Linked DNA regions of Homo sapiens: region 1 is linked to region 2. Evidence: read pairs that join two places in POLR2A ChIA-PET (ENCODE). Cell type or tissue: GM12878. All regions are shown on one strand. Links, peaks and the distances in the headings refer to the core of each region. The heading gives the core; the rest is flanking DNA.

Evidence for each region. Peaks named below come from ENCODE experiments on the same cell type or tissue, not always from the same donor. Only the 100,000 strongest peaks of a DNase experiment are listed, where the experiment ranks them.
Region 1: POLR2A ChIA-PET joins it to region 2 with 5 read pairs; 5 of 35 experiments call an interaction of 5 or more read pairs at or near these places.

Annotation. Positions count from the first base shown.
Region 1 is chr20:63,880,685-63,889,482 of GRCh38, forward strand. TPD52L2 (TPD52 like 2) reads left to right here. Exons shown (of 7, transcript NM_003288.4): 5 at 2,035-2,136; 6 at 8,506-8,554. Among named protein-coding and RNA genes, the nearest start is that of DNAJC5, 10 kb to the right of the region's middle. RefSeq lists enhancers at 246-415, 957-1,126 and a silencer at 5,548-5,718. In GM12878, for the core only: no CTCF peak of the experiment used is centred there; no DNase peak of the experiment used is centred there.
Region 2 is chr20:63,719,308-63,734,527 of GRCh38, forward strand. It overlaps ZGPAT (zinc finger CCCH-type and G-patch domain containing), which reads left to right. Exons shown (of 7, transcript NM_181485.3): 3 at 13,912-14,045; 4 at 14,280-14,432. Among named protein-coding and RNA genes, the nearest start is that of LIME1, 9.7 kb to the right of the region's middle. RefSeq lists enhancers at 9,147-9,466, 9,302-9,801, 12,499-13,042, 13,043-13,585. In GM12878, for the core only: no CTCF peak of the experiment used is centred there; DNase peaks (open chromatin) are centred at 8,194, 9,184 and 11,644; H3K4me3 peaks cover 1,707 bases; H3K27ac peaks cover 5,359 bases.

The DNA of each region.
Region 1 (8,798 bases), core at 31-8,030, 160 kb after region 2:
TCGAGACCATCCTGGCTAACACGGTGAAACTCCGTCTGTACCAAAAATACAAAAAAATTAGCCGGATGTGGTGGCGGGCGCCTGTAGTCCCAGCTACTCGGGAGGCTGAGGCAGGAGAATGGCGTGCACCCGTGAGGCAGAGCTTGCAGTGAGCCGAGATGGTGCTGCTGCACTCCAGCCTGGGCTACAGAGCAAGACTCTGTCTCAAAAAAAAAAAAAAAAGAATTTGTGTTTTTGAAACTAAATATAGCAGGTCATTAGTTACTTATAACTGGTGTTTTATTAATAAAAGAAGAAAAAATTTAAAAACAGCCATGATTCCAGCTGCACGGAGCCTGGATGGGAAAGTGCATCCTCTGGGCTGAGCACGGTGGCTCACACCTGTCATCCGAGCGGGCTGGGCGCAGTGGCTCACACCTGTCATCCCAGCACTGCGGGAGGCCGAGGCGGGTGGATCACCTGAGGTCAGGAGTTCAAGACCAGCCTGGCCAACATGGTGAAACGCTATCTGTACTAAAAAGACAAATTTAGCAGGGCGTGGTGGTGGGTGCCTGTAATCCCAGCTACTTGGGACGCTGAGGCAGGAGAATCTCTTGAACCCGGAGGCGGAGGTTGTAGTGAGCTGAAATTGCACCACTGCCCCCCAGCCTGAGTGACAGAGCGAGACTTTGTCTCAAAAAAAAAAAAAAGAAAGAAAGTGCATCCTCTGGTAGGCCTTGGGCCGGGGGCGGGCATGAGAGAGCTGCGCTGGGATGCGCTGCCAGGGCACACTTGGTGGGTCACACACTCTTGTCAACTGTTTGGGGGCTGGAGAGTAGTAGCACTCAGCTCACACGGGCCTTCTGCAGGGAGTGGTGGGAGGGCCTGTGAGTAAGGGCTCCGGAAGGCCCATCATTGGGACCTGGTGCCGCCAGTGGGAGCAGGAGGAGCCTGTGCCTTCTCTGGCGCCAGTCATCCCAGATGCCACTCAGGGCTTGGCTGGGTTTGCCAGCTCTCCAGGTTGGCACTGGTAACGCCAAGATGGTCCTGGGAGCCCATCTCCATTCAGCCTCGAGTTCCCTGGCTTCACTGAGGGAGGAGCCGTGATAAGGTGGCTGTGGGTTCGCATTTTGGACTTTGTTATGTCAGAGTCTGCTGTGTTTTGTGTTTATGGTGGCAGCTGGATGAGGGCCAGCGACTTCAGGTGTTGACTGTCATGGTGGGCCCAACAGTATCCCTGCAGCCACAGCATCCTGCCTGCTGCCCTTTGCCTGTCCTGCAGACGCCAAGGCCCTAGAGCTTTGCTTTGATGGGATGTACCCATGTGGGTGGACACTGGAGGGAGCTGGAGGGGATAGAAGCGGGGCCTTCACTAGGGGCCAGGACAGACCCTTGCACTGTGAAAAGAGGCCTGGGAATGGAACTGTCCGATGTTCTGAAGGCACACGGGGCCCCGCCGTCTGGAGCAGGGGCACCTTGCGGGCTGCATGGCCACTCTGTGACGCTCGTTCCCCACAGACGTGGTTGAGCTTGCATTTTCTCCCCTCAGCACAGTCTCATTTGGGAAGAGGAAAGGGAAACTTGCACGCATGGGCCGGTCAGGGCACTGAGAGGCCTTTCTGCTCTGGCACTGCCTGCCAGGCGTGCACCTCAGGGGGCCCGTCCGCTCTAGCAGGCAAATGGGGCGTGTTCTCTGTAGTCAGAGGGGCTGTGAGAAGACAGGAAAGCGAGCTTAGTGGGTATCAGGCAAGGGGGTGAAATTGGGTTGTGAGATGAGAAAGCAGCGTCATTGCAGGGCTGGGGGGCCGAGACTCGGCAGGGTCGCCGAGAGCTCAGTGAGCGAGCAATGCACAGGCGGCTCCTCGCCGCAGGGGCCTCTGGGGGCCGAGGGGCTCTGGGCCTGCACCCCCTCTGTAGACACCTGGCGAGTGTCCACCCCTTGGCCCAGCTCCTTTCCTCAGTTTTCCTCGGGCGTGCTCCCAGTGCTTTGTTTGCTTGGCTGTGGGTGGTGACCCGCCCATGCTGTCTGGTTGATTTAACTGGTGTGTCTTCCAGCTACAAGAAGACTCAGGAAACTCTTTCACAGGCAGGACAGAAGACTTCAGCTGCCCTGTCCACAGTGGGCTCTGCCATCAGCAGGAAGCTTGGAGACATGAGGTGAGACGCAACCCTGACTCTGCTGCCCTGAGACCTGGCCAGGAGTGAGGTGAGGTGTTGGAGGTGCTACAGGAAGCCTGCCTGGAGATCAGGGCTCAGATGCACTGGCTCAGGGATGTGGCCATCCATCATGGCCCCGACCAGTCTGTGTGCAGACCCTTGCCTGGGAGGTTCGTCCATCCCCGTTGGCTGCTTTTCTGCCGTTGCTGTGTTCTTCAGGGAGGGTTGGCTGCCAGTGCTGTTGGGTAACTTGTGGTGCTCGGGGTTGGTGAGGGAGGAGTCTGCACCTTGAAGCTTCACTGAGTGGCAGCGACTCCAGCCCAGGGGTCAGAGTCAGGTCAGTGTGGGACGGCAGTCCTCCACCATCTCTAGGACAGGGGCTCGGCGTGGTACTTCCTCAGGCTGTTTCCCAGGTCTCAGAAAGTGCAGTCAGACGCCAGGAGGCCCTGAATGAGCCTTCTCTCCCAGAGGCTGGTGAAAGCCTCCTGGCCATCAGAGGTCCCTCAGCAAGCAGGGCTGGGGCCAAGGAGTGAGCAGGGGGCCGGCGCTTTGTGGCTGGCATGTTTGCTCTTCCTTCCCTGTTCTAGGCTCCCTGACTACAGCATGGTGATGAGGGGATTGAGCCAGAAGCCTGGGTATGATGCTTGGCTGGGCTACCTCCTGGCTGGGCACCCCAGCTGGGCCTCAGGCACGCCTTCTTTCACAGGGGTTGTAGGAGTGGATGATATAGGTTGTCACCATCAACAGCATCCTGGCCCCAACTTCTGGGTGCTGCTGCCCACCCTGCCCTGACCCCTTTCCCATTCTCAGAACTGGTCTTCTGGCTTTTGGATCTCAGGGAGTGCCTCCCTGTAGCTCTGACCCAATCCTGGCAAAGATGGGTGCAGGCTTCCTAAAGGACCGGTGTGTGGAGCACAGTGCTGACCCCACCCAGCCCTCCCCTCTTCCCCTCTTGTGGCCCCTGCAGGATTCAGAGATACGTACATCTCCTGCTGGGCTGCCTGCCTGCCTGCCTGCCTGCCTCCCTGCCTGCCTGCCTTAGGTTAGGTGTGTCCTGCCTCCCCGCCTGTGGTTGCCAGGTGGGGGTCGTCCTGCGCCAGTGCTTTCCCCTGACCACTAAGCCACAGGCCAGGACACAGACGGCCACACACACCCAGGGACCCACCCTGCCAAGCAGAGGGGATGGCCACTGCCCAGGAGCTGTGCCCACTTTTATTTTTGTTTTTTTGAGGTAATCTACCTTCCCATCCCTGCAACTTCTATTTCGAGAAGTTTTAAACCTCTGGAGAAGCTGCAGTCATCAGTATGCAATGTGTGTGTTTCCTCTGTGCACCCTCACACGCCCAAGGCTCCACACTCCCCAGCAGCTGTGACTTGGGGGGGTCCTTGTGGGGCACCCTACAAATGCAGGTCTTCCCTACCACTGCTGAGCTTTGGACCCAGGAGGGACCCCCTGAGTTTCAGCTGAACTCAGCCTCGCAGGGCTGTTTTCTTCCCGAAAATGCTGGTCTCACCACAGAGCATCTTCAGGAAGTAACAGGTGTTTGTTGTGCCTAAATTATGCCGGCCATCAGGAGGCGTTTGCCCACTCTTAGTGTCCACACTCCCTTTTGAGTTTGTTCAGACCATTGTGGTGGAAATCCAAGGGGCACGTGGAGCCCTTGGCACTGATTGGAATAGCCGTGCACAAGCCAGTCCTAGGGTTTTGATCTGGGCATTTGTTTGTATGGCCTGTTTTTCTCTGGAAGCACAGGGACACGGTCCTGGTTCTCTGTCTGCTCCTCCTTCTCTGATGGGGAGAAAGGCTTTCGCTCTCTGCTCAGTCCTGGGGTTGGCAGCTGACCCGTGTCGTGTAGCCTCAGGGCATGGCTGGCAGTGAGCAGAGTTCCTGTTGCAGTGACGCTGGCACAGCTGTCAGTGTGCCCAGCCACACTGTGCCACGTGTTTGCACGTGTGCCCTGGTACATGGGGCCAGCTGGGGGAGCGGGGCCTCAGGCTGACCTGGGACGAGCCAGCTCGCTCCAGTTGGCTGGCCGTGTTCACGGTGCCCGTGGAGGGTCCTGTTTGCTGGTGTGTCTTGCCCTGCTTGCTCCTCCATTTATGTTTGTAGTGGTGGTGGGAACTCTGACGTCTGGAGCCCCTGGTGTATCCCCATCATCTCCCCAAGCAGTCACAGGTGGTTTCTGAGGTCTGGGCCCATTCACCTCGAGTTAGAGACTGAGGTTGAGAGCTCACTACTTCCTGAAAGTGAAAATTGGGTTCTGGGAGGTTTATGTCATGAGTTTAGGGCTGGATGAACCCCGGCGGACCCCTGCTAACTCTTGGGCGGAAGCCCCTCTGGACAGCTGCCCAACGCCCGTGTCCATGATGGGCCTGTCCCAGGGCAGCCCCGGTCTGTGAGGCCTTTGGTGTGCCCTGGGGCATGGGTGATGGGGATGGGAGGAAGGGAACTGGATTCAGGTCAGAGTGGGGGTTTACAGCAGGGTCAGGTCACCGTCTGACTCCGTGGTCTCAGATGAGGCATCGGCCCTCTCAGGACCTCGGGCGAGTTGAGTGTTTCTCAGTTCTTCAGTGGCTCCCTCCATGTCAGAGTGGGCCTGGCTGCAGTGAGTGGCAGCAGCTGCCCTTGGACACACAGGTTTCCAGGTTGGCGTCTGTGGGCACGGATGGAGCGCAGAGCAGAAATGCTCGGCGCCAAGGGTGTCCCACATCCTCCCACGGTGCGTGTGCTCCCTCAGCTGACGTGATTTGGGGAACACGGGCCGCTCTCGTTCTGTGGAGCTGGCCAAGCCCAGCTGTCATGCTGTGGCACATTTCACACCTTTGCGCTGCTGGATGGGGCTGGTTGTGCTCCAGGTGCTGTGGCTTCTCCAAACAGGTGTGCCTTGGGGCATAAGGCGTGGACAGGGCGTGGACCCAGGGGCCTCTTGGGCACAGCCGTGAGGCTGAGCAGTTGCTAGTCATGATCTTGCGAGAGCCTCCTGTTGAGTCAGGACTTGAGGAGACTGGAGACAGTGCTGCTGTCCCCGGTGGTGTGCGGACTGGAGGAGCCGTCCTGGAGGGTCTTCCCCTGCTGGGCCTGACTGAGCACGAGCAGGGGGCCTCCCCTGGGGCTCCCCGAGGAGGGCTGTGAGTGGGTGCTGGCCTCCCTTGCTTACACTTCGTTTCCTCTTCTCTCCTGCTGCCACCTTCCAGGGCTCATCCATTTTCACACTCCTTTAGGTAAGGCTGAGCCTGGACACACCTGTGGAAGACTTTTCTCTGAATTGGGGCAGGGTGGACTCCGGCAGGGCCCTTGGGCGGCTGTGCTAGTAGAGGGCAGTGAAAGTGGGATCACCCCTTCCAGGACAGCAGTGCCAGCCAGGTGGTTGCTGCATCTCAGGGAACAAAGCAGCAGCGTGGGATCGACGCAGAGGCCCCCCGGAACCCCCCGGCCCTTCTGTGTCCCCTCCTCGTGCTTCCCTTCAGGCTCACAGACCGCCTGCTGCCGGGTCTGTGAATAACTGGCCTGGCGTCCAGGCCTGAGTTTACTCCTGAAAAGGAGCTTTTTTTTTTTTTTAGACGGAGTCTTGCTCTGTCGCCCAGGTTGGAGTGCCGTGGCGCGATCTCGGCTCACTGCAAGCTCCGCCTCCCGGGTTCACGCCATTCTCCTGCCTCAGCCTCTCCGAGTAGCTGGGACTACAGGCGCCCGCCGCCACGCCCGGCTAATTTTTTGTATTTTTAGTAGAGACGGGGTTTCACCGTGGTCTCGATCTCCCGACCTCGTGATCCGCCCGCCTCGGCCTCCCAAAGTGCTGGGATTACAAGCGTGAGCCACCGCGCCCGGCCTTTTTTTTCTTTTTTTTGTTGGAGTCTCGCTCTATCACCAGGCTGGAGCACAGTGGTGTGATCTCGGCTCACTGCAACCTCCAGCTCCCTGGTTCAAGCGGTTCTCCTGCCTCAGGCTCCTGAGTAGCTGGGATTACAGGCATGAGCCACCACGCCTGGCTAATTTTTGTATTTTTAGTAGAGACGGGGTTTCACCATGTTGGCCAGCATGGTCTCGATCTCCTGACCTCGTGATCCACCCGCCTTGGCCTCCCAAAGTGCTGGGATTACAGGCGTGAGCCACTGCGCCGGGCCCTCAAAGGAGCCTTTTCACGTGGGAGGGCTGTGCCGACTCTCACCACCTTCCTGTTCAACATCTGTCCTGTTTCCTTGTTTTCCTTCAGATGGAGTTTTGTCTTGTTTACTACCCGAGAGCCCATAGGTGTGCCTCCCAAAGGGCCCTCCTGCAGACCAGAGCAAGCTCCTCTAGGCCAAGCCGGGGCGCCGCCAGCACGTGCCCTTCTGCTGGAACCGGGAGGTCTAGAGCCAGGCCCAGAACAATCTGTGATTTCTTGTGTTTTTACTTGACTTGGTGGTTTCTCTTTTGCCAAAAGGTCCTTACTTGACTTCTGAAGGCTGTTTGTACCAAATACTTTTCAAAAGCCCAAGCCTGGTCTCCTCACAGCTTCCTATGGCAGTGCTCTCCCCCCTCCCAGTGCTATGCGCTGGGCAACTTGGGGTGCCCCCCATGAGGCCAAGGGAGGACCCTGGGGTCGAGTTTCCTTCGGGGGCATTGTGTGGAGGGGCAGGCAGCTCGCTCCAACTGCTGGGAGTGGGGGAATCCCAGCTCTGCCCATCCCTGCCAAGTTGGGGTTGTGTGTGGATCTTGGTGTTAACTCTTGCTTCCTTCTCTGCTTCTGCCATGCTTCCAAGCAGCAGCTACTCCATCCGCCACTCAATAAGTATGCCAGCCATGAGGTAATGTATGCCTGCTCGCTGCGGCTCCAGAGCCGGGTGTCTCTGGTGGGGGTTGGGGCAGCTCCCGCCGGTTACACCTTGCCCTTCCCATATTCCTGGATTAATTGAGGACTCCATTCCCTTGGCAACCTCTGATGACTAAGGGCCGGTAAAAACCCCCTCTAGGCTGACGAGGAAGAGCTGGTAGGGGGTCAGGCTCTTCACCTGCAGCCTCCAGAGGAGATCCTTGTGTCAAACTGGGCCGTGTCCTTTCCAAGTCCTGACCCTGGCTGCCTGCAGTGGGTGGGGTGGGGTTCGAGGGGCTCGCACACAGATCCTGGCACTTGCCCTGGTGGGCTGTCACTCAGGACACTTCACGGTCTCAGCCTTCACGGAAACACCCAGAGCTGTGGTCCTTATTCTGTGCCTGTCAGGCACCACCCTGATTCTCAGGATTCTGTGCCTGTGCCGTGAGGCACTGCCCTGATTCTCAGGAGAGCCCAGAACTGTGGTCCCTATTCTGTGCCTGCGCCGTCAGGCACCGCCCTGATTCTCAGGAGAGCCCTGTTCTCCTTGTGGGGACTCTGGCTGGGTGTCGCAGACGTGCTGGCCTCTAGAGTCCCCGGGCCTGGGAGGGGTATCTGTTTGTGTGGGAGGGACTGAGTGGGATGGAGCTGGCCTGCTTTCTCCTCTTGTCTCCTTATCACTCTGCTGTCCCAGAAGTGTCCTTGGTCTTCCGTTTGCTTCTCTGAGAGATGTGCATGAAGAACTGCACAGACTTTTCATAACTTCAGTACGAGAGCCCAGGGTGTCCCTGTAGGGGACAGCAGAGAGGGGCCGACAGCCCCCCAACTGCGCAGACTTTTCATAACCTCAGTACGAGAGCCCAGGGTGTCCCTGTAGGGGATAGCAGAGAGGGGCCGACAGCCCCCCAACTGCACAGACTTTTCATAACCTCAATACGAGAGCCCGGGGTATCCCTGTAGGGGACAGCAGAGAGGGGCCGACAGCCCCCCAACTGCGCAGACTTTTCATAACCTCAGTACGAGAGCCCAGGGTGTCCCTGTAGGGGATAGCAGAGAGGGGCCGACAGCCCCCCAACTGCACAGACTTTTCATAACCTCAGTACGAGAGCCCGGGGTATCCCTGTAGGGGACAGCAGAGAGGGGCCGACAGCCCCCCAACTGCGCAGACTTTTCATAACCTCAGTACGAGAGCCCGGGGTGTCCCTGTAGGGGACAGCAGAGAGGGGCCGACAGCCCCCCAACTGCACAGACTTTTCATAACCTCAGTACGAGAGCCCGGGATGTCCCTGTAGGGTATGACAGAGAGGGGCCGACATCTCCCCAGCTGCACAGTCAAGGGGTTTCCAGTTGCCTTGTGTGACGTCTGGACCTGTCCCTGTGGTTGTTGGGCATGGCCGACCTCACTTTTGACCTGGGGAGTCTCCGGAATGACCTGGCTGTCTCACAGTTTTGCCATGAGATCTTGGGATGTTGTTAGGGACCCTTTGGAGGCTGGCCCTAACCCTGAGGCCCTTCCGAGTTAGGAGAGCAGCACAACCCTCTCCTCTTGACACCGACACTCTTCCCTCTCTCTTTAAAGGAACTCTGCGACCTTCAAGTCGTTTGAGGACCGAGTTGGGACCATAAAGGTAATTGTACCTGGACTGTTTGATGGTCTTGGCAAGGTGTGACCTGTTACAGCAACTTGTTTATTATTAGTCATTTAGTTATGGTAGACTCACATACAGTTGTGGGAAGTAATGCAGAGAGGTTCCTTGTGCCTTTTACACAGTTCTCTCCTGTGACGACATCTTGGAAAATCCTGTAGTGCAGCCTCCCCACCAGGACATTGGCACTGACTCAGGACACAGAACGCCTCCACACTGCCCTTCC
Region 2 (15,220 bases), core at 4,828-12,827:
TAAATTTGCAAAGTTTCAGCTACTATTCTTTGCATCTTGAAATACTAGTTTTGTTTCTTTCTGTCTGTTTGCCGCTTATGGAACTTTATGCATACATTGATGTGCTTCATGGTGTAGCACAGGTCCCTTGGGCTCTAGGCATTTTTCTTTGTTCTTTTTTTCTTTCTGCTCCTCATTTTGGATAAATTCAGCTGACCTGTCCTCAAGTTCACTGTTTCTTTCTTCTTCCTTCTCAAATCTGCTGTTGAAACTTCTGGTGAAATTTTCACTACAGTTACTGTACTTTTTAGCTCCAAAGTTTCTATTTGGTTTCTTTCTGTAGTAATTATCACTTTACTAGTATTCTCTATTTGGTTAGACATGGTTCTTTTGTTTTCCTTTAGTTCATTATCCATGGTTTCCTTTATTTTTAAATTTCTTTTTATTTAGTTATTAATTTTTTTTTTTTTTGAAGCGGGGTTTCACTCTTGTCACCCAGGCTGGCAGGCAATGTCACAATCTTGGCTCACTACAACCTCCGCCTCCTGGGTTCAAGTGATTCTCCTGCCTCAGCCTCCCAAGTAGCTGGGATTATAGGCATGTGCCACCACACCCACCTAATTTTTGGTATTTTTAGTAGAAACTGGGTTTCACCACATTGGCCAGACTGGTCTTAAACTACTAACCTCAGGTGATCTGTCCGCCTCAGCCTCCCAAAATGCTGGGATTACAGATGTGAGCCACTGTGCCCAGCCTCTTTTTTTAGTGTATTTAAGGTAATTGATTGAAAGTTTTTGTCTAGTCATTCAAATGTCTAGGCTTCCTCAGGAACAGTTTCTATTAATTTCTTTATTTTTAAAAAATTTTTTTTAATTTTCTTTTTTTTTTAGATGGAGTCTCACTCTATAGCCTAGGCTGGAGTGCAATGGCTTGATCTTGGCTCACTGCAACCTCTGCCTCCTGGGTTCAAGCGATTCTCCTGCTTCAGCCTCCTGAGTAGCTGGGACTATAGGTGCGTGCCACCACTCCTGGCTAATTTTTTGTATTTTCAGTAGAGACATGGTTTTGCCGTGTTAGCCAGGATGGTCTCGATCTCGTGACCTCATGATCCTCCTGCCTCGGCCTCCCAAAGTGCTGGAATTACAGGTGTGAGCCACCGCGCCCAGCCTATTTTTTATTTTTTGAGACAAAGTCTCCCTCTCTCACCCAGGCTGTAGTGCAGTGGCACAACCCTGGCACACTGCAGCCTTAACCGTCCAGGCTTAAGTGAGTCTCCCACCTTAGTCTCCTGAGTAGCTAGAACTACAAGCATGTGCCACCATGCCTGGCTGGTTGTGTTGTTACTGTTTTAGACACAGGGTCTTGCTACATTTCTCTGACTGGTCTTGAACTCCTGGGCTCAAGCAGTCATCCCACCTTGGCCTCCCAAGGTGTTGAGATTACAGGTGTGAGCCACCGCACCCGGCCTGTTAATTTCTTTATTTCCGGTGAATGGGCCACACTTTCTTGTTTCTTTGCATGCCTTGTAATTTTTTGTTGAAACCTGCACAATTTGAAGATGATAATGTGGTTACTTTGAAAATCAGATCCTCCGCCCTCTGCAGGGTTCATTGTTGCTGTTTGTTGTGGATTGTCGTTTCTCGTTTGTTTAGTTACTTTCCTGACCTTTTTAAATAAAGATTATATTCTGTCAGGGGTGCTTGTTTCTGTTCTTTTAGGTTAGTGGTTAGCTTGTGCTTTGAAAGAGATTTCTTTAAATATCTAGTGGCAAAAAGGATAAAGAGGCCGGGCGCAGTGGCTCACGCCTGTAATGCTAGGACTTTGGGAAGTGGAGGCGGGTGGATCACTTGAGGTCAGGAGTTTAAGATCAGCCTGGCCAGTATGGTGAAACCCTGTCTCTACTAAAAATACAAAAATTAACCGGGCATGGTGGCACCTGCCTGTAGTCCCAGCTACTGGGAAGACTGAGGCAGGAGAATCGCTTCAACCCAGGGGGCGGAGGTTGCAGTGAGCTGAGATTGCGCCATTGCACTCCAGCCTGGGCAACAGAGCGAGACTCTGTCTCAAATAAAAAAAAAAAAAAAAAGGATAAAGAGTGTCTTCCATCCTTTCCAGGTTGCCTCTGTACTGGGGCAAGTCCTTCAGTGTCCGCCAGGCTGTTCACGGCTTTTCCTCAGCCTTTACTTCTTGCTCCCATGGAGCCTAAGGATGAACCAGAGGTGAAAGTTGAGGGCCTCCTCAGGTGTTTCTGAGCCCCTGTCTAGCCCCAGCTGTGTGCATGGCCTTCTGGATTTCCAAGCATGAACAGGAGCTTTCCAAAGCCCTTAGACCTTCATGTAGCTCTTTTCCCAGCCTCTTCCTTCCTAGGCTTTTCTGTCAGCTCTTTGCCCATCTGTTGTTGTCCCTCCCCCACAACTTCAGGTAGTATCTACCTGTAAATGCCTTCAGGCCAGGCGCGGTGGCTCATACCTGTTATCCCAGCACTTTGGGAGGCCGAGGCGGGTGAATTGCTTGAGGTCAGGAGTTCGAGACCAGCCTGGCCAACATGGTGAAGCCCCGTCTCTAGTAAAAATACAAAAATTAGCTGGGCGTGGTGGGTGCCTGTAATCTCAGCTACTCGGGAGGCTGAAGCAGGAGAATTGCTTGAGCCTGGGAGGCGGAGGTTGCAGTGAGCTGAGATCGTGCCATTGCACTCCAGCCTGGGCGACAGAGTGAGACTCCATCTCGGGGAAAAAAAAAAAAAAAAAATGCCATCAACAGCACGACCCTGGAGGCTGCCCCAGCCCTGAGAGAGTTCGAGGGGGTGAAACAAAGGCAAGCCCTTCAGGGAGACACTAGAAAGATCCAAATGCATAAGCAGGATTCCTTGAGAAAAGGTCTGTATCATCCCTTCTGACACCAGCAAGCCACATCAGAAATACAGGTTGCCTTCCCCATGGCTACATGTGAGCTGGTAGTAGTGGCTGAGCAGAAATAGCCCAGCTGTCCTCCTGAAATTTAGCAGGGTCTTACTTCATTGAGCAGTCATCTGGTTCGTAGACACCAGAGTTACAGAAAAGTTTATTGGGAGGTTTTGACAGTTTAATAGAAAAAAGTTTATTGTGACAGTTTTGACAGCTGAATAGAAAAAAGTTTATTGTGACAGTTTTGACAGCAGAATAGTTGCTTTGCTGGAGAGACGGATCTTTGGAGCTGCCAACTCCATCATTTTGGTGATATCCAGCTCTGTTGCTGAATTTTTAGCTATGCTGTTTTAAGTTATTTTCTTAGTGGTTGCTCTAGAGATGACAATGTACATCTTTAACTTACCACAATGTACTTCAGATTATTACTAACTTAACACTTAAAGTACAGCATTTTTTTTTTTATGGAGTTTCACTCTGTCACCCAGGCTGGAGTGCAATGGTGTGATCTCGGCTCACTGCAACCTCCGCCTCCCAGGTTCACGCCATTCTCCTGCCTCAGCCTCCTGAGTAGCTGGGACTACAGGCACCCCCACCACACCCGGCTAATTTTGTATTTTTAGTAGAGATGAGGTTTCACCATGTTGGTCAGGCTGGTCTCGAACTGCTGACCTCAGGTGATCCGCCCATCTTGGCCTCCCAAAGTGCTGGGATTACAGGTGTGAGCGACTGCACTGAGCCTAAGTATGGCAACGTGTCTATAACATAGATCTACTTCCGTTGTACTATGACATAGTTCCCCCTCCATTTTCCTATAGCACAGTCCCAACCTCCCTTTTCCTCTGACATAGTTCCATCCTCCCTCCTCCTATGACGTCCTCCCTTCTCCTCTGGCATAGCTCCATCCTCCCTTCTCCTATGACACAGCTCCATCCTCCCTTCTCCTCTGACATAGCTCCATCCTCCCTTCTCCTATGACACAGCTCCATCCTCCCTTCTCCTCTGACATAGCTCCATCCTCCCTTCTCCTGTGTCATAGCTCCATCCTCCCTTCTCCTCTGACACAGCTCCATCCTCCCTTCTCCTCTGGCATAGCTCCATCCTCCCTTCTCCTATGACACAGCTCCATCCTCCCTTCTCCTATGACACAGCTCCATCCTCCCTTCTCCTATGACACAGCTCCATCCTCCCTTCTCCTATGACACAGCTCCATCCTCCCTTCTCCTATGACACAGCTCCATCCTCCCTTCTCCTCTGGCATAGCTCCATCCTCCCTTCTCCTCTGACATAGCTCCATCCTCCCTTCTCCTCTGACATAGCTCCATCCTCCCTTCTCCTCTGACATAGCTCCATCCTCCCTTCTCCTCTGACATAGCTCCATCCTCCCTTCTCCTCTGACATAGCTCCATCCTCCCTTCTCCTCTGACATAGTTCCATCCTCCCTTGTCCTCTGACATAGCTCCATCCTCCCTTCTCCTCTGACATAGCTCCATCCCCTCTTCTCCTTCATGTATTATTGCCATATATACATTTATGTATGTTATAACTTCAGCTCTTCAGCGTTATAATTATTGCTTCAAAAGTATTTTGAAAGAAGTTGCCTGGAGGCAGTGGCTTATGCCTTTAACTCCAGCACTTTTGGGGGCTGAGGTGGGCAGATCGCCTGAGCCAGGGAGTTGGAGACCAGCCTGGGCAACATGACGAAACCCATCTCCACCAAAATTACAAAAAATTAGTCTGGCATGGTGGCACGCGCCTGTAGTCCCAGCTATTTGGGGGAGGATCCCAGCTAAGGTGGGAGGATCACTTGAGCCTGGGAAGTCAAGGCTGCAGTGAGCTGAGATTGTGCCACTGCACTCCAGCCTGGGTGCAGATCTTATCTCAGAAGTAAAGGGACTAGGAATGGTGGCTTTTATCTCTAATCCCAGCACTTTGGGAGGCTGAGGTGAGTGGATCACCGGAGGTCAGGAGTTTAAGACCAGCCTGGCCAACATGGTGAAACCCCGTCTCTACTAAAAATACAAAAAGTAGCCGGGTGTGGTGGTGGGTGTCTGTAATCCCAGCTACTCGGGAGGCTGAGGCAAGAGAATCGCTTGAACCTGGGAAGCGGAGGTTGCAGTGAGCAAGATCGCACCACTGCATTACAGCCTAGATGACAGAGCGAGACTCTGCCTAAAAAAAAAAAAAAAAAGAAAAGAAAAGAAATTAAGATCTGGACACTGTGGTTCATGCCTGTAATCCCAAAGCCTTGGGAGGCCAAGGCAGGAGGATCACTTGAGGCCAGGAGTTCAACACCAGCCTGGGCAACATAGCGAGACTCCATCTCTATTTAAAAAAGAAAGAAATTCAAAGAGAAAAAAAGTATACTTGTTTTTTTGTATCATCCATATTTTACCTTTCTTTTTTTTGCCCCTTTTTCTTTCCTGTGAATTTGAGTTACTGTCTAGTGTCATTTCCTTTTAGTCTGAAGAACTTCATTTAGAATTTTTTTTTTTTTTTTTTGAGACAAAGTCTCACTGTGTTGCCCAGGCTGGAGTGCAATGGTGCAGTCTCAGATCACTGCAACCTCTGCCTCCCTGGTTAGAGTGATTTTCCTGCCTCAGCCTCCCAAGTAGCTGAGACTGCAGGCACCTGCCACCACCCCCAGCCAATTTTTTTGGTATTTTTAGTAGAGACAGGGTTTCACTATGTTGGCCAGGCTGGTCTCGAATTCATGACCTCATGATCTGCCTGTCCTGGCCTCCCAAAATGCTGGGATTACCATGAGCCACCACGCCCAGCCCATTTAGAATTTCTTTTTTTTTTTTTTTTTGAGATGGGGTCTCGCTCTTGTTTCCCAGGCTGGAGTGCAGTGGCACGATCTCGGCTCACTGCGAGCTCCGCCTCCCGGGTTCACGCCATTCTCCTGCCTCAGCCTCCCGAGTAGCTGGGATTACAGGCGCCTGCCACCACGCCCACCTAATTTTTTGTATTTTTAGGAGAGATGGGGTTTCACCGTGTTAGCCAGGATGGTCTTGATCTCCTGACCTCGTGATCCGCCCGCCTTGGCCTCCCAAAGTGCTGGGATTACAGGCGTGAGCCACCGCGCCCGGCTAGAATTTCTTGTAGGACAGGCTTGCTAGCAACCAATTCAGTGTTTATTTGGGAATGTCTTTATTTCAGCTTCATTTTTTGAAGGATAGTTTAGCTGGCTATAGAATTATTAATTGATCATTCTTTTCAGTGTTTAAAAGTGTCATCATGCTACCTTCTGGGTTCCATTGTTTCTGATGAGAAGTCATCTGTCAAATTGTCCCTTTGTACTTGAAGAATTATCTTTTTTTCTCTTGATGTTTTCAAGATTTTCTCTTTGTCTTTGGCCTTTAGTAGTTTGTGATGTATCTAGGTGTGGATCTCTTGGTGTGCATCGTATTTGGGCTTCAGTAAGCCTCTTAGATTCATAGATTAATGTTTTGTTTTGTTTTACCAAATTTGGAGAGTTTTTACTCATCATTTCAACAAATTTTTTTCCTGCCCCTCTCTCATCTCCTTTTGGGAGTACCACTGCATGTATGTTGGTGTGCGTTCTCTAAAGCTTTTTTTTTTTTTTTCCAACCTTTTTTCTCCTTATTCCTCAAACTGGATTATTTATTTATTTATTTATTTATTTTTTAATTTTTTGAGACGGAGTTTTGCTTTTGTTGCTGAGGCTGGAGTGCAGTGGCGCGATTTCGGCTCACTGCAACCTCCACCACCTTCGAGGTTCAAGCAATTCTCCTGCCTCAGCCTCCTGAGTAGTTGGGACTACCGGAGTGTGCCACCACCATGCCCAGCTAATTTTTGTATTTATAGTAGAGACGAGGTTTCACCATGTTGGCAAGGCTGGTGTTGAACTCCGGACCTCAGGTGAACCACCTGCCTCAGCCTCCCAAAGTACTAGGATTACAGTCGTGAGCCACTGCACCCGGCCAGGATAATTTTTAATGAATTTTTTTCTTCTGCCATCTCAAATCTGCCGTTGAGTACATCTAATTAATTTTTTTTTTTTGAGTCGGAGTCTCACTGTGTCGCCCAGGCTGGAGTGCAATGGCGCGATCTTGGCTCACTGCAACCTCCACCTCTCAGGTTCAAGTGATTCTCCTGCCTCACCCTCCCAAGTAGCTGAGATGATAGGCGCCCGCCACCACGCCCAGCTAATTTTTTTGTATTTTTAGTAGAGACAGGGTTTCACCATGTTGGCCAGGCTGGTCTTAAACCCCTGACCTCAGGTGATCCGCCCGCCTAGGCCTCTCAAAGTGCTGGGATTACAGGCATGAGCCCGGCCTTGAATTTTTTTTTAATAGGCTTTTTGTTTGTTTGTTTGTTTGTTTTTGAGATGGAGTCTTGCTCTGTCGCCCAGGCTGAAGTGCAATGGTGCAATCTCGGCTCACTGCAACCTCCGCCTCCCAGGCTCAAGCGATTCTTATGCCTCAGCCTCCCCAGTAGCTGGGACTGCAGGCACCCTCCACCACACCTGGCTAAATAATTTTTGTAGTTTTAGTAGAGACAGGATTTCACCATGTTGGCCAGGCTGGTCTTGAACTCCTGACTTCAGGTGATCTGCCCACCTCGGCCTCCCAAAGTCCAGGGATTACAGGCATGAGCCACTGCTCCTGACCATGGCTTTAGTTTTTAGAGTAGTTTTAGGTTCACAACAAAATTGGGTGGAGGATACAGAGATTTCACATATACTCCAGACCCCCACACATGCAACAGCCCCTCCCCACAACACCATCATGCTCCCTCACCAGACTGGTACGTTTATTACAATCCATAAACCTACACAGACCCATCATTGTCACCCAAGGTCCATAGTTTACATTAGGGCTAACTCTTGGTGGTGTACATTCTATGGACTTTGACACATGTATAATGACAGGCATCTACTATTGTGGTATCAGACAGAGAAGCTTCACAACCTCATTCTCTGTACTTTACCTGTTCATCCTGCCCTCCCCACTACATTCACTAAAAATGTCCTTTCAGTGATTGTCCTTTTTAACTCTGGAATTTCCATTTGATTTTTTTTTTTCTTTTTTTCTTTTTTTTTTTAGACAGAGTCTGCCTCTGTTGCCCAGGCTGGAGTGCAGTGGTGCCATCTCGGCTCACTGCAACCCTCTGCCTTCTGGGTTCAAGCAGTTCTCCTGTTTTAGCCTCCCAAGTAGCAGGGAGTACAGGCTCATGACACCACGCCTGGCTAATTTTTGTATTTTTAGTAGAGACGGGGTTTCTCAATATTGGTCAGGCTGGTTTTGAACGTTTGACCTCAGGTGAGGCACATGGTGAAACCCCATCTCTACTAAAAATATAAAAGTTAGCTGGGCGTAGTAGCTCACACCTGTAGTCCCAGCTACTCCAGAGACTGAGGCCTGAGAATTGCTTGAACTTGGGAGGTGGAGGTGCATTGAGCTGAGATCATGCCACTGCACTCCAGCCTGGGTGAGAGAGTGGGACTCGGTCTCAAAAAAAAAAAAAAAAAAAAAGGATTCTCTATTTCCTGAATCATTGCCATCATATTTTCATTTAATTATTTGAACATACTTATAGTAGCTGCTTTGAAGTCTTTGCTAAACTCAACATCTGGGCCCACTCAGAGTCAGATTATATCAACTGCTTTTTTTCCTAAATATGGATCATGGTTTCCTGTTTACCTGTCTTATAATTTTTTTTGTTGAATACTGGACATTTCAGATGATCTATGTCTGGATTCTGAGTTGTTTTCCTGAGTCTTGTGTTCTGTTTGTTTTAGTTAAGTTGTTTGGACTTAAACTGCAAAACTTGCCCACCCACCCCTGCAGCCTCTGATATCTCTGCTCAGATTTTTAAATTCTTTTTTTTTTTTTTTTGAGATGGAGTCTTGCTGTATTGCCTAGGCTGGAGTGCCAGTGGTGCCATCTCAGCTCACTGCAACCTCCACCTCCTGAGTTCAAGCAATTCTCCTGCCTCAGCCTCCCAAGTAGCTGGGATTACAGATGTGTGCCACCATGCCTGGCTAATTTTTTGTTTTTTTAGTGGAGATGAGGTTTAACCGTGTTAGCCAGGATGGTCTCGATCTCCTGACCTTGTGATCCGCCCACCTCGGCCTCTCAAAGTGCTCGGATTACAGGTGTGAGCCACCACGCACGGCCTTAAATTCTATTTTTTAGTCTGGCTTCCTAGCAGTTGCTTCTGTGTTTGCATATGGTAGTGGTCAGCCAGGGATTTGGGCAAGAGGGTGTGCTCAAACACTCCTAACCCAAAAGGCTCCCCACCACACCATGTGGTTTCAGAGCACGTTGTGAGTTCAGCCAGCCCCTCTCTCTTTGCTTTCACTTCACCCTGGCCTCTCTTGGAGCTCCCAACACCTGCAGTGGTTTCCTCAAGAGCCAGGCCCTTCCTGGGAGAGCTGAGCCCTTCTGTGGCTCTCATTTTCAGAGTCTTCCTGTTAAGTATCTGGCTGGCCCAGTGCTCACTCCAGCTGGGATCACAGCCCCAAATGATCAGGGCTGTCAGTTTTCTTTGTAAGTGTTTATCGAGTCACCACTTTTAACTACGAGGCCTGGGTTTTCCCTTCTGTCCCACATCCACCTCTGCTGCTGCTGGTTTTTGCAGCCAGCCTTGACCTGGTAAATCACTCAGATTTGCTGACTCAGGAGTAGGAGCCAGGGGCAGCCCCAGGTGCAAAGGCTGTAGACTTCCCAGTATTCTGGCCCAAGGCCCAACATTTTTCAAGAAGAATCTCTTCTCAGTGAGTTCTCAGCTTTGGTCAGTTTCCAGAACTCTGAAAAGTTCTAAATCAGTGAGTTTTGATAATTTTGTCTAGTTTTAGATTATTTTTTCTTTTTTTCTTTTTTTTTTTTTTTGAGATGGAGTCTCACTTCGTCACCCAGGCTGAAGTGCAGTGGTGCGATCTTGGCTCACTGCAACCTCTGCCTTTTGGGTTCAAGCGATTCTCCTGCCTCGGCCTCCCGAGTAGCATAATTATAGGCGCACGCCATCACACCGGCTCATTTTTAAATTTTTGGTAGAGGTGGGGTTTCACCACGTTGGCCAGGCTGGTCTCAAACTCCTGACCTCAAGTGATCCGCCTACCTCAGCCTCCCAAAGTGCTGGGATTACAGGCGTGAGCCACCGCTCCCGGCCCATATTCGATTCAACGACCTCTCTACTTGAGTGTGGCTGGAACTCAGAAGCTTCTTTTAGTTTTAGATGTTGTTTGTTTTCAGGGTTAAGTCTTTACTAATTCTGGAATGTATTTCTGTCAATGCTGTGAGGTAGGTGATTGGGTTGGGATCTTTTATGTATGAAAACCCAGTTTTTAATTTTCTCTTGTGAAATCCATCGTCTTTCTCCTTGCACCCCATCTGTGATGCTTCCTCTGCCACACGAGGCTTTCTGTGTGAGGGGGGGCTCTTCCTGGAGGCTCTCTTTTGCTCCATTGATCGATTTGCCTGTTCTCTTGGTTTTCAGTTAACTTCATGGATATGCCATTAACTTCTCTCCATGGTTAGAAATTTAGGTTATTTCCAAGTTTTTCATATTTGGTTAATATCTTTGTGGCCAAATCTTTACATACATTCTCCTTAAAAATCATGTCACTGAGGCGGAAGGATTACATGAGCCCAGGAGTTCAAGACCAGCCTGGCCAACATGACAAGACCTTGGCTCAACAAAAAGATTCAAAAATTAGCTGGCATGGTGGCACACTCCCATAGTCCCAGCCACTTGGGAGGCTGAGGCAAGAGGATTGCTTGAGCCCAGGAGGTCAAGGTTGCAGTGAGCTGTGATCCTACCATGCACTTCAGCCTGGGCAAGAGAGCAAGACTCTACTGCGCACACACACACACACACACACACACACAAAATAATAGAAGCACTTTCTGGGTTAAAGAGTTTACAAATTTCAAGGCTTTTAATATTGTCAAATATTCTAGAAGAGGTTTTACTAATGATGGTGTGGGTGTGCTGAAGGGGCGTATTTAATCGAATTCACTCTGGGTTTAACCCTCTCTTTTTGAACATGTTCTCAGTCTCCTTTCAGCCAGTCTCTGCTGCAGTGCATTTGAGGCACAGTCCTGTAGCCCCTGGCGCCCCCGGTCATTGGCAGGGCCCTGTGTGCCTAAGAACAGTAGGCACTAGAAGGAACCGCCCAAAATCCTGGCCTGGGGAGGTGTACGAGGCCACCTTTGTCTACGCATGAGACAAAATCCCTGTTCCACCTCACTCTGCTCCACCCACCCGTTCCTACTGGAAAGACAGCCTTGGCTCCATGTCACGGGCTGAAGGCCTGTCCTCAGTTGCTCCTTTTTTGTTTTTTTGAGACAGTCTCACTCTGTCTTCCAGGCTGGAGTGCAGTGACACAATCTCTGCTCACTGCAACCTCCGCCTCCCGGGTTCAAGCGATTCTTGTGCCTCAGCCTCCCGAGTAGGTGGGACTATAGGCACGCGCCACCACACCCGGCTAATTTTTGTATTTTTAGTAGAGACGGGTTTCTCCATGTTGGCCAAGCTAGTCTCGAACTCCTGACCTCGTGATCCACCCGTCTCGGCCTCCCAAAGTGCTGGGATTACAGGCGTGAGCCGCTGCACCTGGCCCCTCAGTTGCTTTTGTGGGGTTGAAAGAACTTCCTTTTTGAAACGATGGCATGGCAGCAGTGGATGGCGGTTGGTTTTTCATGTCTTTATTTGGCAAAGTTGAAGATTGCAGTTCTGTCTGTCCCCACATTTCCTCTTCATTCTCTCTCTCTCTCTCTCTCTCTCTCTCTCTCTCTCTCTCTCTCTCTCTGTGTGTGTGTGTGTGTGTGTCTCGGTTTTGGTTTTAATTTTACTGGTTCACTGATGCCTAAAAGTCAAGGCATCACTATTTCATAAGCAGGTTCTCCTAGTTTGGGGGAGGACTCAGTCATGCACATACACACCCCCAGCACATCTGCCTTGATGCACTGGTGCTGTGGCCTGTGCAGTAGTGAGGCTGTGGGAGCTGCTGTCAGAAGGCTGCTGCCACACTGTGACTCCAGCAGAGGCGATGGGACACACGGGGCATATTCTGGAGCAGCCAAGTCCATCCCGAGAGAGAATGCGGGTGTCTGTGTGTGTGATGTGTGTGAGACTGTGTGTGTGTGTGCATGTGCATACATGTGTAAAGTGTACAGTTGGCCCTTGTGTGTGTGAGATTGTGTATGTGCATACGTGTGTAAAGTGTACAGTTGGCCCTTGGTGTGTGTGTATGTGTGCATGTGCATACGTGTGTAAAGTGTACAGTTGGTCCTTGGTGTGTATGTGTGCATGTGCATACGTGTGTAAAGTGTACAATTGGCCCTTGGTGTGTGTGTGATTGTGTGCATACGTGTGTAAAGTGTACAGTTGGCCCTTGGTGTGTGTATGTGTGCATGTGCATACATGTGTAAAGTGTACAGTTGGCCCTTGGTGTGTGTGTGATTGTGCATATGTGTGTAAAGTGTACAGTTGGCCCTGTGTGTGATTGTGTGTGCATATGTGTGTAAAGTACAGTTGGCCCTTTGTGTGTGTGAGATTGTGTGTGCATACGTGTGTAAAGTGTACAGTTGGCCCTTGGTATCTGCAGGTTCCATATCCATCATTTCAACCAATCTCGAGTTGAAAATAATTGGGGAAGAAAAGGATGGCTGCGTCTGTACACTGTATAACAACTATTTACATAGCATTTACATCGTATTAGGTACTGCAAGTAATCTAGGGATGATTTAAAGTACGTGGGAAGATGTGCGTAGGTTATATGCAAACACTATGTCATTATATATAAGGGACTTGAGCATCCTTGGATTTTGGTTTGCACAGGGGGTTTCCCATGGATACCAAGAGACTACGTGTGTATGCAAGTGTGAGTGTGTATATGCATGTGTGTATATGCATGCCATGTGTGTGCATGTATGTGTATATGCATATATGAGTGAGTGCACGTGACAGTCTACACGTGAGGGTGCATGTGTGTGCGCGTGTGGGTGACTGCATATGTGTGTGCATGTGTGGGTGCGGGTGCATCTGTGTGTGCATGTTTGGGTGCGGGTGCATGTGTGCGTGCACGTGTGTGTGGATGAGAGGTCGCATGTGTGTGGGTGAGGGCGTGTGTGTGTGCATGTGTGTGGGTGAGGGGGCATGTGTGTGCACGTGTGTGGGTGAGGTGTGTGTGTGCATGTGTCAGGGTGTGTGTGCGCGCATGTGTGTGGGTGAGGGCCTGTGTGTGCGTGTGTGTGGGTGAGAGATGTGTGCGCATGTGTGTAGGTAAGGGTGCTTGTGTGCGCATGTGTGTGGGTGAGGGCGTATGTGTGTGGGTGAGGGCACGTGTGCGCGCGTGTGGGTGAGATGGCGTGTGCGTATATCCATGTATGACTGCATCTGTATTTGCATGAGTTCATGTGTGAGTGCATGTTTATACGCGTGTCAGGGTCTCTGTGTATGTGTATGACGTGTGAGTACATGTGTTAATGTGTGTGTACATGTGTATATGCCTGTGTGCATGTGTGTATGCATGTGTATACATGTGTACTTGTGTATGTGTATATGTGTATGTCTGTATATGTGTGTGTATGCCTGTGTACGTATGTATATGCGTGTGTGTATGCATGTGAGTGCATGTTTATGCGTGTGTATGTGTACTTGTGTGTGCCTGTGTGAGTGCATGTGTGTGTACATGTGTATATGCGCGTGTGCGTATGCGTGTATGTGTACGTGTGTATATGCATGTGTGTGTATATGCCTGCATGTATATGCACAAGTGTGTATATATGTGTATGTGTGAGTGTATGTGTGCATGTGTATCTGTATGTGCGTGTGTATATGTGCATGTGTGTATGTGTGCGTGAGTGTGTGCATGTGTGTGTGTATGTGTGCGTGTGTATGTGTGTGCGTGAGTGTGTGAGAGTGTGTATGTATACGCACGCGTGTGTGTCTGTCTCCCTCAGGACAGTGCCCAGGCGGATGGGTCAGTGCTCCTGGGTTGGTTTGCCCCTGGTGGCCCATGTCTGAGCCCTGCCCCTTACGGCTCTGTCTGCAGGTTCTCCCATGGGCAGGTGGTCTCTCTGGATGAGCTGCGCCCCTTCCAGGACCCAGACCTGAGCTCCCTGCAGGCCGGCTCTGCGTGTCTGGCCAAGCACCAGGATGGCCTCTGGCACGCAGCACGCATCACCGGTGAGGCTGGCCGTGGGGGCCTCCCGGGAACACCCTCCCAGGCCCCACGTGTGTTGTCACTGTGTGGCTGCTCCCTGCTTCCTTTGGGTTGAGTGTCGGGACTCTGGCTCTGGGCCCGAAATGAGCACACCTACCCTCAGCCTCTGCCCTGCCTTGCTCCTCATGTCCAGGGTGGTTCCCTTCAGTGGCACCTGCTGTCAAGGATTCTGACCTGCAGCTTGTCTCTGCCCCCAGATGTGGACAACGGCTACTACACAGTCAAGTTTGACTCGCTGCTGCTGAGGGAGGCCGTGGTGGAGGGGGACGGCATCCTGCCCCCACTGCGCACAGAGGCCACAGAGTCCGACTCAGACAGCGACGGTACGGGTGACTCCAGCTATGCCAGAGGTATGGCAGCAGCTGCGGAGCCCAGGAGCCAGGAAGGTGGGGTCACCCTGAGAGGCTCCTGGCCGGTGAGGGCACCAACCATCTAACCAAACTATTGGAGAGTGTGTGACTGCGGCGAGGGTGCCACCTGTGCCTGAGGAGGCCGTGTGGGTAGGGGTAGATCCGTGGCGGCCTTTATCTTCAAGGAGTGTGGGTGCAACAGCTACAGTCTCATTGATGGGAGGCCATGGTCGTGGCTGTGGCCATGGGAGAGGAGGGGCCTGGAGTTGCCGAGGAAGTCACAGAAAATGACCAACTGATGGGGCCTGGAGTGCAGGAGGGGCAGCTCCTCTGCATGGCTTCTCAGACTTGGGACCTGGGTGCCTGGGATCCTGGCAGACAGAGGTTGTGTCCAGACAGCCAGCATGGAAGTTTCGGGAATGGGAACTGGTGGGCAGTGTCCAGCTCTCCAGAGGGGTGTGTGTATGCGTGTGCGTGTGTGTGTATATATGTGGGAGGTCACCTGACCCAAGCATGGCGGGCTGAGTCCAGGAGGGGTCTGCATGTTGGAGGTGTACCCAGGGATCAGTGATGGTGGTTTCTGAAGCCCCATGTCCCTGGTGAAGGAGGACTGAACCAAGGACTCTGTGAGGGCAGGTGAGGCGCTCACAGCCTCGCGAAGGTGGAGAAGGGCAGGGGCAGGAGAGGGCTGCGGAGGAGGGGCCACGGTGCAGCAGGCCGTGGGGACTGCCATGCACTCTGCCTGGTGTCACATGCCCACAGCAGCCTCGGTGACGAGAGCACGGAGC